Regions from separate parts of the Homo sapiens genome. Here regions 1, 3 and 4 are each linked to region 2. Evidence: chromatin contacts called from ENCODE Hi-C or POLR2A ChIA-PET data. All regions are on one chromosome and are shown on one strand. The core of a region is the stretch at or near the end of the contact, and the rest is flanking DNA. Distances in the headings are between cores, read along the strand shown. Region 1 holds the start of ZBTB38 (zinc finger and BTB domain containing 38). Region 2 holds the start of XRN1 (5'-3' exoribonuclease 1). Region 3 holds the start of PXYLP1 (2-phosphoxylose phosphatase 1). Region 4 holds the start of SLC9A9 (solute carrier family 9 member A9).

Region 1 (3,191 bases), core at 533-3,032, 1.1 Mb before region 2:
TGGGAAGGAAAGCTGTGGGTGTGTTATCAAGGAGGCCTCCACAAGGGGCTGGAAATTCCTGGTTTTGTCTTCCTCTTGGAATGAGACATTTACTCTAAGAGAATCATGGAAAAGTACAAACCACAGAATCATAAACCACAGAGGGAGAAGCTACCTCGTAGGTCATTCTTATGCTGGGCCCAGATACCCCGATAAGCAGATGTTCTCTTCTCACCACCCCTCCTCGCCTTTGCTTGCCCACAGCCATTGCCAGGACTCTTCCTCAGGCCCAGAAAGGCAGCTGATTCCTGGTAGGAGGGCGCTAAGAGTAGAAAGTAACTACCATTGTCAGGTCCAGATCTGTTCCCAATCCCTTCTCACTCCTCCTGCACTCTAAAACCACACCACAGTTCCAACTCTTTCTGAGTCTGGAATCTTTGAGAGTGCCGTCATGTCCTTCTTCCTGTAGCCTTCTTGTCCACCCCAGATGGACTGACCCTCCCACCTACATCCATGAGGCCAGAAGGCAACAAAGACAAGCGTGGACTCTGGCTCCCGCCGAGGTACTCTGTACCCCGTGGCTCTCGGATTTTGCATCTACCACATGCCACAGGCTTGCGTCCATCCGACCTCCCTAGTTTCTCATCCCCACTTGAACCTGATGACTGATTCGCCCTCCTGGCTACGCTGAGTAAGCCACCCACTTGCCAAACCTCAGACCTGGTGTTGACGCAGTAAGAAGGCATGAGGCCCATGTTGCCAGAACATTCCTAATTGTTTCATTGTTTCCTTGTAGGATGTGGTTTCAAGTCCCATCTTTGTCTCTTTTCTCCTGGCCAGGTTGCCCTTGGTCAATATTCCTTCATTCACTCCAGCCACTCAGCACCGTGATTAAGAAAACAGGATGTGAGATTAGATGATCCAGGCTCTGCCATGAACTAACTAGCTGTGAGGCTTTAGAGAAGTGTCTTAACCTCTCTGAGCATCCATTTCTTTCTCTATAGCATTAGGAATATTAATAGTACCTACCTCACAGCTTTTTTGTTGTGATAATACCAATAAATGAAATAATCTTCATAAAGCACAGAGGCTTGAATGTTCACTCTAAGTATTTAATATGTGTCCTCTACTATTTTATTTTACAATTATCATTCCTTAATTCATCATATAATTACCAAGCCTCATGCCAGGCACTGAGATATAAATATCCCCTTTAAAGAGTGGTCATGTCTTAAATCCAGGAAGAGCTAGTTCATGTTGGCACCCAGGGTAGGGAGCGAAGCCCAGGGCCACAGCACAGAGGCAGAGGAGAATAGACACTGACCACCAGGAGCTGCCCGGGGATGGTGACAAAAGTGCCTTCCACCTTTCCGCATCTCTTTCAATACCACTGCAACTCCTTGAGTAAGGTGGGCACCACACAGAAGAAGGGGGATGGCAGAGGGGCAGTGAGAGGTCCCCAGGGAAACACCCTCTTCTTCTTCCCTGCTTCTCTGACAGAGCACGGCCATGCCTCTGCCATGCAGGAGGGTGATGTCCTTTGGGGAGGCCTTGTTGAATCTGTCTGGGGCTGTTCCGGAAGTAGGAAGGGCGGCTGGGGGTGGGGAGACGGCAGGAATGTTCTCCTGGCCTGCTGGTCTGTGCCGGCGAGTGTGCTGAGAGGAGGGCCTCTGGACATCAAAGGTTCCTTTTGTCCCCTTCCGAGTGGCAGGGCAGCCCGGCCCGGGCTGCTGGCGATGACTCAGGCCTGGCCCTGACGTCACCCACGCCCGGCCACTGGCCTCCCTCTGAAGCCAGGAAACTAGTTGGGGAGTGGCACTCGCAGCTGCAGCAAATCTCAAAATAAAGAGGCAACGGCCTTTCTCTTCCTCTCCATCTCCCTATAGCACACCTTTTATTTCTTTTCTTCTTTTTTTTAAGCCTCACGAAAGATTTTACTTGTAGATCAACTTTCAAAATGTAGGAAGTCAGAATGGGTGACATCATCAGAAAAATATGTGGAGCTGATCACAAGAAGTGAAGAACCCAGAGCACGAAAGCGGTTGTGACTCCTGGGCCCAGGGAGTTGACAGCGTCTGGGTTTCAGAGGAGCCAGCGCCTCCGAGTAAGTGAAGGCCCACTTTTGGCCCCCCCTCACTCAGCGCCCTTCACCGTAGGGCGCCATCTTGTTCCCTGACGCCTACAGCTTGCCAAGCCCCAGCCCAGAGTTGGGAGTAGGGACTGCATTTGGGAGACCCTCTAAATACGGCCCCAAAGGGATCTGATATCTCTCTCCACAGGATCAGAAAAGAATGCAAAAAAAAAAAAAAAAAACAATACTAAGACGGAAACCCTGGGGAGAACAGCCCAACTGATGCCTTTCCCTGTCAACCCTCTTGTTTTGCCTCCTCTTCCTCCCCTCACCTGAGTATTCCGTTTCAGGCTGTCAGAATGTTTGTTCAGAGTTCTGGATTGTTTGCTTCCTAGATCTTATACTGAGCGATCAGACATAAAAATAAACCCTGTTCTAGGCAAATACGTGTCCTGTGCCATCAAATGGTATTTTCACACTTAACCTGGTAAAATATGACAGCCCTGGTAAAAAGATGTACATAATTGTGCTGCCTTTACTGAGCACGTTTCTGATTGTTCTGTGTATGAACCTCCATTATCTTATCGCCCTGTTTACAGAGGACTTATTTTCATTCCTACTTGTGCCATCGTATCTGGGATGATATTAAGCACAAAGACACAATGTGTCTGTTTTAACTTTGTCTAAAAACTCATAGTTCTTTACAAAGCCTATAATTTCACGACCTCTGGAAGTTCCTACCCAAGAAAGTTAAGTTCCCAAGAGAAAAGTTTTGACACATACATGAGAACAGCACGTAGGCATAGAAATCATACCCTGATTTTCCCGGCTTCTAAGTCATCCCCTGAGTCAGCATCTAGTCTTCGTATAGCTGACGTACCAGGGGAGATCTGTTCTTCAGAAATTCTATGTTAAAATGACTGGGAGCGGGGAGGCGTAAGTCTCATTTTAAAGGCAGTAAGGAAGCTTGTCATTTACTGGAAAACAGTGGCATATTCCTTTGTAAATGGACAACTCCCTTTGGAAATTAACTATCACACACTAAAATATCTGTTTTATAGGCCTTATGTTTTACTTTTTGTTTTACTTTAATATATTAGGTTGTCTTGAAGTGAGGCTCTGCTGTAGTCCTGTTCTTCTG
Region 2 (3,097 bases), core at 420-2,919:
TTTACAGTGAAATTTAAAAATAATTCTCCTCCCAGTTTCTATATAAAGCTTTCACAAAACCTATCCTTAGTGTCCATGTCATAAAACTGCATTAAAGAGATTTTCATTCTTCAGTAACAAAATTCCTCAGGATGGAGAGAATCTAAGATATTTTCACCAAACCAAATTCTGTGCCACAGACTACAGAATAAAAATATTACTGAACAAATTATGTATTAAATCATCACGAATAACAATCGCATTATTTTTGCACTTTAGAGATAAAGTGACTGATATATAGCAGGTACTGACTGAAGGATGCAAGAAAAGCCAAAGTTGGTTGTCTCCATTTCTGCAATGTACTGGTTTCCTTTTTAGCCCTCCCCGGGGGAAAAAAATACCTCTCTAAACCTAACTCAATCTATGTTTCAAATAAATTCAAGATAAGCTAACCTTGGAAACTTTTTGTAGTCTATTTCTCATCTACCAAATCTGATTGGAATCCAGCAACAAAAACTCCTTTCCAGAAGTAAACTACCTTCATGTTCGTAAATGCCGATTAAACCATAATTTAATAGGCTATTTACAATACTACCCATCACAACTGATTCAATCAGCTACACAAATTTCAAGCTTTTTTTCTGTAAAGCATCAGAAAAGAGATCAAATTCATTAAATGTGACAAACACCAAAGTATCACCCAAAGTCTAGTTTACCTAATAGACGACTGCTTTCTCCTCTCTTTCCACAGTTCCAATATATAAACTACGTTTTCGGAATCTACACATTAACGTTGTCCTGGGGTCAGTACATGCCAAATATTATTAGTAGTATTAATGTTCTATCAATTCGTTTCCCAACCCCCTCTGTCACACAGTGAGGCCTCCAAATAAAAGGTCCTACGCCCCACTCCCCAGCTGGCCCAAGAGTTTTTTGTTTTGGCAACAGGGGATTGGTGCTGCTTTTGAAATAACAGAAAGTAACAAAAGGCATCACCAATATGACCATCAGCCACGTCGGAAAGTCTAGGCTCCGGGGGCCGGGTGGGCCGCGCTCTAGATCAGGGAAAGTAAACAAGGTGACTGCGTGCGGAAGCGGCTGTTATCGTCTGTAAGTGGGTCTGCCGCTCTGGGTGGGATGGGGGAACCTACGAGGACACCCACTCCAGCTTCGCAGCCTCTGTAAGGAAAAAGGCAACTTGCAGCTCCCCGGGAGGAAACCGGAGAACAGTAAAAGCGTTCTTTCCCAGGACTTCATTTCGGAGTCGCGGAAGGACCAGCAGAAGCAAGAGCTGTCAGAGAAGCCGTGAACCCAGCGGCTCTGTCCACACACAGGCAACCTGCGTCCTTAGCCCCTTTCGGCTCATCCGGGCGTCCTCAAACCTTCCGTCCCCCTCCCTAATGCCACTAATCGTCCAGACGACGAGGGGAAAGAGGTGGCTCGAAAGCCCCAGCTCTAAGGTGGAGAGGGCCGCGGAGCCCCGGGTCCTCGGCTTTCTGAGCCGTTGCCCCTCGCTCACCCACCTGATGCTCTTTCACCACTTCGCTGAGACAGGGATACCGCTCTGAGATCCATCTGTAAAACTTGGGGACTCCCATTTCGATCGTCAACACTAATCCCAGTCAGGGCCAAACCGAAACCAAACGCCCCGCCGGGGCTCCGCCGCAGCCTCCGGTCGTCGCTCCGCGGATGACAACACACCGCCCGGCCGACCATAGAGAGCGCCCGGCGGGCCTAGAGCGGCAGGATCCGAGGCCGTCCGAGGGGCGGGGCTTAGCCCTCCGGGCCTCGCGCGGCCGGGGCCGCGGTACTGTCCAGTGGCGGTCAGGGAATCTGCGGAGGTTTGCTGGTGTGTTGCAACTTAGGGGCGAAAATGCCCCATGATAGAGTTGTGCTTTCTAAGTGGATTTGGAAGTGGCATGAAAACCGTACGAAGGTGTGGGAAGGGTATCGAACACTGATTTTTGTTCCGCTTGTCTCCTAGGGTTGCTAATCTCAGTATTTTTCATTCAGATTTCGAAAGATCTGGTGATTTACTTGGCTTAGTTTGTTGTTTTGTCAATAATTTTTTTTCTCTGAGGAATTTAAACTTACGTTTCTTAATACATACGTTTAAAAACGTTCTTTTCCAAATTGTTCAAAAAAATTTCCCATGTACCCGCCCCCCGCAACTGTTAACATAAGACCTTGGATACGAAATCATTTAATGTTTAGTTTTGACATTCTTGCATCCGGGTTTATCATATTTTTCCCCATCACACTTTCAACCGCACAGCAAAGGAGAGTTCTATCAACTTAAGTGAAATTATCAGTTTTAAATGTAAGAGTTTTCCACTTATTTGAATGTATTAACCCGTTACTTTGTATTTAAGTCTTCTGGATGAAAACTTACAGAAAAACCTTAAACATTTAATACTTTTTGGATTTTAAGATCTCAGGAAATGTTAAGTATCGCTGTCTTTCATGACCACTGGATTCTGCATTCTGGGACTGCAGTATGGCAGCATCACACAAATTACAGAATGTTTATTTCGTTTTCACATTCACGCTTCTTGGCTTATATTTTTTCCCTATCACACTTTAAAACAAAGTTTTATTAAGTGAACTTAATGATATGCTATTTATATTTATATATCTCTCTTACTAGACTGTCACTTCCTGGAGGGCAGGAGAGGGTAGCTCTATGCACAAGTCTGGCACAACGCCTTGCCCACAGTATTTATTCCATATAATTTTGTTCTTCAAGTGAATCCTTACAATAGCTAGGACTTTTAAAAGGAAATCAATAGAAGTTGTAAAATGAAATTAGACTTGCTTGTTTCTTGCAAATATAGTTTTTGACCATAAGAACACATGATATTCTATTTCTCCAATTATAATGCACAGTATGTATTAAGAAAGCAGTTTATTTCTTAATAACTGAATGTATATTATTTTACATATAATTAATGATCAGAGAGAAATAACAGTTGCTGAGAACGTAAATTTATGTTGTACTTTAGAATTGAACAGATACAACCACAGATTCATACCAAATGCATTACTTTTAGATTATTAACATATTCTTTTACATAATTTCATTTCACATATATGGAGTCCAACCAAGATACATCTGGCA
Region 3 (2,870 bases), core at 326-2,825, 1.2 Mb before region 2:
TAAGTTAGTGTGAATTGGGTTGTCTTTTACAGCAGAAAGCACCTTGACTAACCCATGTAGAGAAGAGGGTGACAGTGTGAGCTAAGCAGTAGAGCCTGCAATCCGTGAGAGGACAATCAGAAGGGGCAGAGGAGACATTGTTGGGCGGGCTGCGGTGGGCTTCTGTGGGGGCCAGGTGGGAGAGTTGGGGGTGATGCCAAAGGGGACAGTGAAAAGATTTTGTGCTCATGGATTGGGAGAGGCTGTCAGTATTCAGGGCAGAAAAAAGGCCCGGGATAGCGCTGCATCGGGGGAATACCAGAGGCGGACAGGCAGCAAAGTCCGGTACTGACGAGCCATTAAGGCACCTGATGAAGAAGGCATGACAGGTGGCTGAGAGAATGGCGAGACCACGGGGATAAATGGAGTTGGGAGCTTGGAAGAGGTAAAATTTAGTGCCAGACGTGGTAACTTGAGGAGGAAAGTTCTAAGAAAAAAACCGGAGGGTAGGGGGAAATATGGCTAACATATCTGAGCCAAGTGTGTGGATTTGAGAGCCATCAATCAAGGAGAGAAAGCAGAAGTCAAGGGATGAGATCCTCCCAAAGGTGCACCTCAAAGGTATATAGTAGCAAATTCGAATCCGTATCTATTTTGCCTGAGGCTAGTTGTGCTAGGACACACAGGGTTGCTGTAGACCTCGAGCTGACAGCAAAGACCTCTCTGATAATCGCTGTTGGTCGTTTCATCTCCCACAGAGAAATCTGGTGGAAATCTCCACCAGCTGGAACCTAACATTTGCAATAAATGACCCACAAATACTGATCAAACCAAATACAACCGTTCGCCTATCAGATGTCTAACGGGGCGTTACAGGCAGCCCTCAAGTGCTCTGAGGATCTTCAGCAGCGGCTCCAAGGAAGCCGCGGGCCGGGAGCAGGTGGGAAGGGCGACTGCGCGGGGCCACGACCTCCCCGGGTCTCTGCAGACCGTTGGAGACGGAGCAGCAGCGAGGACTAGAGCAACACAAGGCCGGATGTGTTCTGAGCCGGAAGAGGAGTGTGGGATAGGCCGAAAGGGGTGGGGGGTGGGGGGTGACAGTTTGGGTCTACGTGGCAGCAGGCGCACCCCAGACGCGCGCGCCCACCCGGCGATAGCATCAGCGGCGCCAGGGCAGGCACATGGCCCCAAAGCACCCACACTAGGGCCCGGGCCGGCCAGGGCTGTGTTCCTGGGCCTTGGCGCGCCTCCGCGCAGTCCCTGATCGCAGGTCAGGAGTTGTGAGGCACGCGAGAGCCCTGCGCGTCTGTGGTCGTGGTCCCTGCGCGCTCGGCTTGTCCGTGCCCGTGGCTTTGCACGCCGAGGGCTCTGCAGACTGACCAGTCTCTCCGGGCTGTGCTGGGCCTCCCAGAGGCAGTGTCCTCTCAGCAACCCCGCGCGGTCGCCCCCGCCCAGCCGCACCGCAACACCGCCTCCGGGGCGGAGCTCCAGGGCTCCTGGTGCAGGGCCGGCCGAACTGAGACGGGGCGCGGCGGGGTCGGCAGGGGGCGCTGCCGGGCCCCGCGAGCTCCCCGGTGGCGGGTGCGCGCCGCCCTCGCCTCCCCTCGCGCCGGGAGGAGCTGGCGGCGAGCGCCGAGCCGGGCGCGCAGCGACGGAGCTGGGGCCGGCCTGGGACCATGGGCGGTGAGTGCGGCGCGGGCCTGGGCCGGGGCGGTTGCCGTTGGGGCCGAGCAGCGCAGAGGTTCTAGGCGGGTGGGCGTCCAGGGTCCGAGGTTGGGAGACTGAGGGGGTCCCCCTAACTCGCCAGTGGGAGAGGGGCGGGAAGGCTGGGGGCGCTTCGAAGCGTCGGGTCCGAATCCCGCGACTAAGCCTCCTCCTTTATCCCCGCGCTCGCCCCTGAGCCTAGGACTTGCGCCCTCTTTCCTGCCACTCCCCCCGTGCGCCCGGTGTCCCAGCCCCGGCGCCCGCCCCATAGCCCCCTTCTCCCAGAGCTGGCGCCGTCTCACGCCCGCTGCGAACCCCCGGCTCTGTCTCCAAGCCCTCGCCCCCCGCAGCCCCGCACTCTCCCGCGGAGCCCGCCTCCACCTCGCCCCCGCCCTTCCAGCCCTCTCCCGCACGGCCCCCGCACTCCCGCCGCTGGATTCCAGCCGAGATTCAAGCTCCCGGGATCCCCCTTCCCGGGCGGTCCTGAGCCGGCTAGTCTCCAGGTAAGGAGGCGGCCGCAACTTCGCGGCCTTTCCCGGAGACGGGGCTGGCTCCTCTTGGCAGCCACCTGCAGCCTGACGCCTCCGGGAGTCCCGGGCCTGGCCACGGGGCCGCCCGAGCGCAGGTTAACATTCCTGGATGCGCAGGTTAGGACCGTGTGGTGTAGACCCACGACGTTGCTTTTGCTGGTGAACTTGCCTATGTCCTGATCTTTTAAATAAGCTGGGTTTGTCACACACACACACACAGAGAGAGAGAGAATGGATTTGCTTAGGGTAGGTTGCCTGCTTTGCAGCCGCAGCTGCCTTTTAAATTGTACCTGTGGATGGTAAAGGATTCACGGTGCAGGACGTGGAGCCATATTTTCCCGCTTCGGCTGTGAGTTCAGCGATTGCGAGGGGGCTCTGTAGTGAGTGAGGTTATCACCGCCTGGCTAGCCAGTGTCTTTGTGGAAAGGCAAGGATCCTTTGTAAGCATTCAACAAGTAAAATCAGGAGAGATGGGGAATCAGATCGAGCTGTGAATGGGGAAGTGTAGGGGGGTGGATGGGGGATCGGAGAGTGCTCCACAAATGGAGCCGTTTGTTGATATTTGCAGAAGGCCCGTGGGTGTGAAGCTGGCAGTGCGGAGCCCACCCTTTCAAACGGGATGCGACTGCGGTCGGGCTTGGCAGTAACTTACCCTCC
Region 4 (3,207 bases), core at 530-3,029, 1.4 Mb after region 2:
ACTAAATTTTAAAAAATAAATAAAACAATACAGCAAAAAAAGGTTTTTTTTTTTTTTGCATTTGGGTTATGTTTTTTTTCTTTTTTTAATTATACTTTAAGTTTTAGGGTACATGTGCACAACGTGCAGGTTAGTTACATATGTATACATGTGCCATGTTGGTGTGCTGCACCCATTAACTCGTCATTTAACATCAGGTATATCTCCTAATGCTGTCCCTCCCCACTCCCAAGCAAAAAATTTTTAAAAGACCCTCAGTACCAAGGAATTTAACTCTGTGCTCTGAATGGATCAGCATATCAGCCTCCTGAGCCTGAAACTTCCGCCTTATAGCTCAAGTATCTCACAGTGGGATCCACTTAAGGCTTAGGATTCCTTAGGTTCTGAAATCACAACTATACACTGTTAATATCAGGACACCACAGGATTAGCATATACAATGTGCATTGATCTGTACCCTGAATCTCAGGCTTAGGAAAGGGTTTCAGGATTTCCAAAATGAGGAAACCCCAAATATAAAAGTATGTTATTTGCTATAAATTATAGCAATGCCTTGCCTGTTGCCATTGTGTTCAAACTTCCTATCCATTATCAGGCTGAGATAAGAGCAGTGAAGTAAACTATTTCATCAGTAACACCAGTAAAAACTGGTGTCTTTCATTTTACTTTAAAAGATGAGAGTACAGACAGATAATCTCTGTCAGACTTTATTAAACTTTCTGAAAGGAATGATACGGTAAGTTGCCCAGAAAGAGCAATACTGCAGGTGTTAAATATTTTTCCACACCTTGGCCTCCAATACATAAATAGGAGATACATAACAAATAACACTAGCAATGATCATTATAAATTAGAACATCTGAAATCAGGCTAAGAAGTAAAAAGTACTGCATAAAGAAACTCTCGTTTATTTATAACTTTTTATTATAAGAAAATAAGACACTGTTCGTATAAATAAAAAGGACTTGGACACAATATTCTCTTAAGAGGGGTGGGGTTAGTTTCTGCAAGTTTTCTTCTTGAAATTAGTTGATATAAGAGGAATTACTCCAGGCATTTTGAAGTGATGTTTTTTCTAGAACTTCGTAATGTTCATCGGTGCAGCCAGTGAGAGAAGGCTGCTCTTTGTGACTGCAGAGCCATCACTTCCCAACATCATTACAAAAACAAACAGCTCGCCCTCGACTCCCCACATGACAATGGACCCGCATCTGTCAACAGACTTGCATTATGTGCCGTGTGAGAACATGACTGTGACATTTGCTCTCGTGACATGGCAAATTTCGGCGGCTTGTCTGTAAAGAGATTAGCATTCGTTACGCTGCAGCACCTTTCATCAAACTAATGACATTTCAATCAGCACATTTTCTCCAGTTTCGGTACTTTGCTATCTGAGCACAAGTCTCTAATTACGCTCAAGCAACAAGTTTCACATCAATCTCACAATTTATGCACTCACCATACACCATTGCTCCTCCAGTTTCATGCAAGAAGCGGAATCGATGATTTTTAAATAACCAGATTGTCAAAATGGTAAGGATGAGCAAAAAATTGAAGACAAGCAGCTCCACCGCTCCCTGATGTTGAAACTGATACTCATCCTTTTCTGACATAACCCTTGACTGTCTCTCCATTCCCCAGTCTTCTTGGGATTCCTTAGATAAAAACCTGGATAAAGGCTATTTTATCAAGATTTGCCTAAGACAGTCTGACTGCCTGAGAATTTCAGAAGAAACACTGCCACTTTAGTTGCTACTTCACAAGCATTCTGCCCTGGCTTAGTATTCAGATGGCTTCTAGTTACAACTTCCTGTTTCTCTCTTAAAGCAGCCCTGTCTCTTTTCAAACTCGAGAGTGTGTGGTTTCATCACTGACTCTTAATGTCTTTAAGTGATTCATCTCATGAAAATATCTTTCATACTGGACAAATCTGCAAGCAATGATGCTAAGATCTTGAATCACGGTCTTATTATTCCAAATAAGTCTTCTTAAGCTGCATAAATATGAACTGTAGATTAATAATAAAAAAGGTAGCCTTACACTAGCAACGTTTTCTAAGTTCAAAAAGCCAATTCCTGACTCAACTTCACCTAAATGCAAGATCTTTCCTCTCTAACCAAGACCTGCCAAAGTGATGGGGATTGATAGCACAGTTATCAATCAGCCTCTGTGCTCTAAATGGATCAGCATATTAGCCTCCTGAAAAGATATTACACTGCTTAGCCTGAAACTTCCGCCTCATAGCTCAAGTATCTCACAATGGGATTCACTTAAGGCATAGGGTTTCTTATAGGGTTTCTTATGCTCTCAAATCATGACTGTACATTGGTTAAGCAAACCTAAAGTGATTTCACAGGATTTTTTTTTTTTTTTTTTAGTTGAGAAGCAAGAAAGGATTTAGTATATGACTCTATTTGGCTTTATATAATTGATAGTTGCAGAGCAGCCTTTAAACTCTAAATCAATTGTTTTTCTTTTAACAAGAGAAAACAATGAAAGCAAAAGACAAATAAAATTCCATCCCCATCTCTACAACTGTACTGTTTGGATACGTTGAGACAAAAAAGAAAAAAAACAAAACACATTACTTCGAAAGAGAAACTCACGCAGCCATCCTCAGCAACGCCACATGCATGGATTTCTCTTTGTAGGGTTCCTGGTCTCGGCATCCAGGACCCACAGAAATCTGCAATAGATCACAACCTCCTCTGTCCTATGGCAAAACAATGTTGCTCACTGAGAAATGGTTCTGCCACCAGAAATGAAAGCTCTGTATTCACAGGATTCTGATCATAAGAGTGATGATTCTTCAGATCATCTTCCATGTGGCAGGTTGCTCCTGTCTGATTTCATATTTTTCTACTTTAAAATAGTTCAAGATAATACCATGGGTTCTGCAGCTTTTTTTTCCTTTTCTTTCTTTTTTCTTAGCAAATATTATGACCTGCTTGCTTTTAACACTTGATCCTATAACACATTTGGGTATATCCTGGGGTTAGCTGATTTTTTTTTTCATTTTACCATATCATTGTAATTTGGGAGTATTAATCACTTATGATCCCCATTTTGACACAATTAATGCTCAATTTATACAATGTGATTTCTTATTGAGTAGGCTGAGCCCAAATGCGTCCTGAAACAATTTTTGTCACTAAAAGCTAAAGGTCAAGCATGTAATATTATTGGGAGCTAACTACCTCCTCAACA

What was found. Hi-C counts contacts between places; a loop is a spot of excess contacts on that map. ChIA-PET counts read pairs that join two places held with the same protein, here RNA polymerase II (POLR2A). Pooled maps may share reads with other maps.
Region 1: a pooled map shows a loop between it and region 2 (5-fold over the local background). The contact joins the promoter of ZBTB38 here to the promoter of XRN1 in region 2. A Hi-C loop is called at or near these places in 3 of 37 single-sample maps with no recorded cell type and 8 of 50 pooled maps. POLR2A ChIA-PET finds 5 or more read pairs at or near these places in 1 of 52 experiments (B cell).
Region 3: a loop to region 2 is called in a map of CD4-positive, alpha-beta memory T cell, with 9 times the contacts of the local background. The contact joins the promoter of PXYLP1 here to the promoter of XRN1 in region 2. A Hi-C loop is called at or near these places in 2 of 168 maps with a recorded cell type or tissue (CD4-positive, alpha-beta memory T cell and naive thymus-derived CD4-positive, alpha-beta T cell) and 9 of 50 pooled maps. POLR2A ChIA-PET finds 5 or more read pairs at or near these places in 1 of 52 experiments (CD4-positive, alpha-beta T cell).
Region 4: a loop to region 2 is called in a pooled map, with 8 times the contacts of the local background. The contact joins the promoter of SLC9A9 here to the promoter of XRN1 in region 2. A Hi-C loop is called at or near these places in 2 of 37 single-sample maps with no recorded cell type and 8 of 50 pooled maps.

The regions. Positions count from the first base shown.
Region 1 is chr3:141,366,722-141,369,912 of GRCh38, forward strand. It overlaps ZBTB38 (zinc finger and BTB domain containing 38), which reads left to right and starts at 1,783. Exons shown (of 6, transcript NM_001376113.1): 1 at 1,783-2,083; 2 at 3,151-3,191. RefSeq lists enhancers at 582-1,357, 1,185-2,384, 1,450-1,679, 2,134-2,909.
Region 2 is chr3:142,446,368-142,449,464 of GRCh38, forward strand. It overlaps XRN1 (5'-3' exoribonuclease 1), which reads right to left and starts at 1,670. Exons shown (of 41, transcript NM_001282857.2): 1 at 1,503-1,670. The coding sequence starts at 1,577. It overlaps ATR (ATR checkpoint kinase), which reads right to left. Exons shown (of 47, transcript NM_001184.4): 47 at 2,868-3,097. The coding sequence ends at 3,062. RefSeq lists an enhancer at 1,388-1,667.
Region 3 is chr3:141,230,250-141,233,119 of GRCh38, forward strand. PXYLP1 (2-phosphoxylose phosphatase 1) reads left to right here and starts at 1,576. Exons shown (of 6, transcript NM_001037172.3): 1 at 1,576-1,662. RefSeq lists a silencer at 1,315-1,694.
Region 4 is chr3:143,846,689-143,849,895 of GRCh38, forward strand. SLC9A9 (solute carrier family 9 member A9) reads right to left here and starts at 1,780. Exons shown (of 16, transcript NM_173653.4): 1 at 1,460-1,780. The coding sequence starts at 1,634.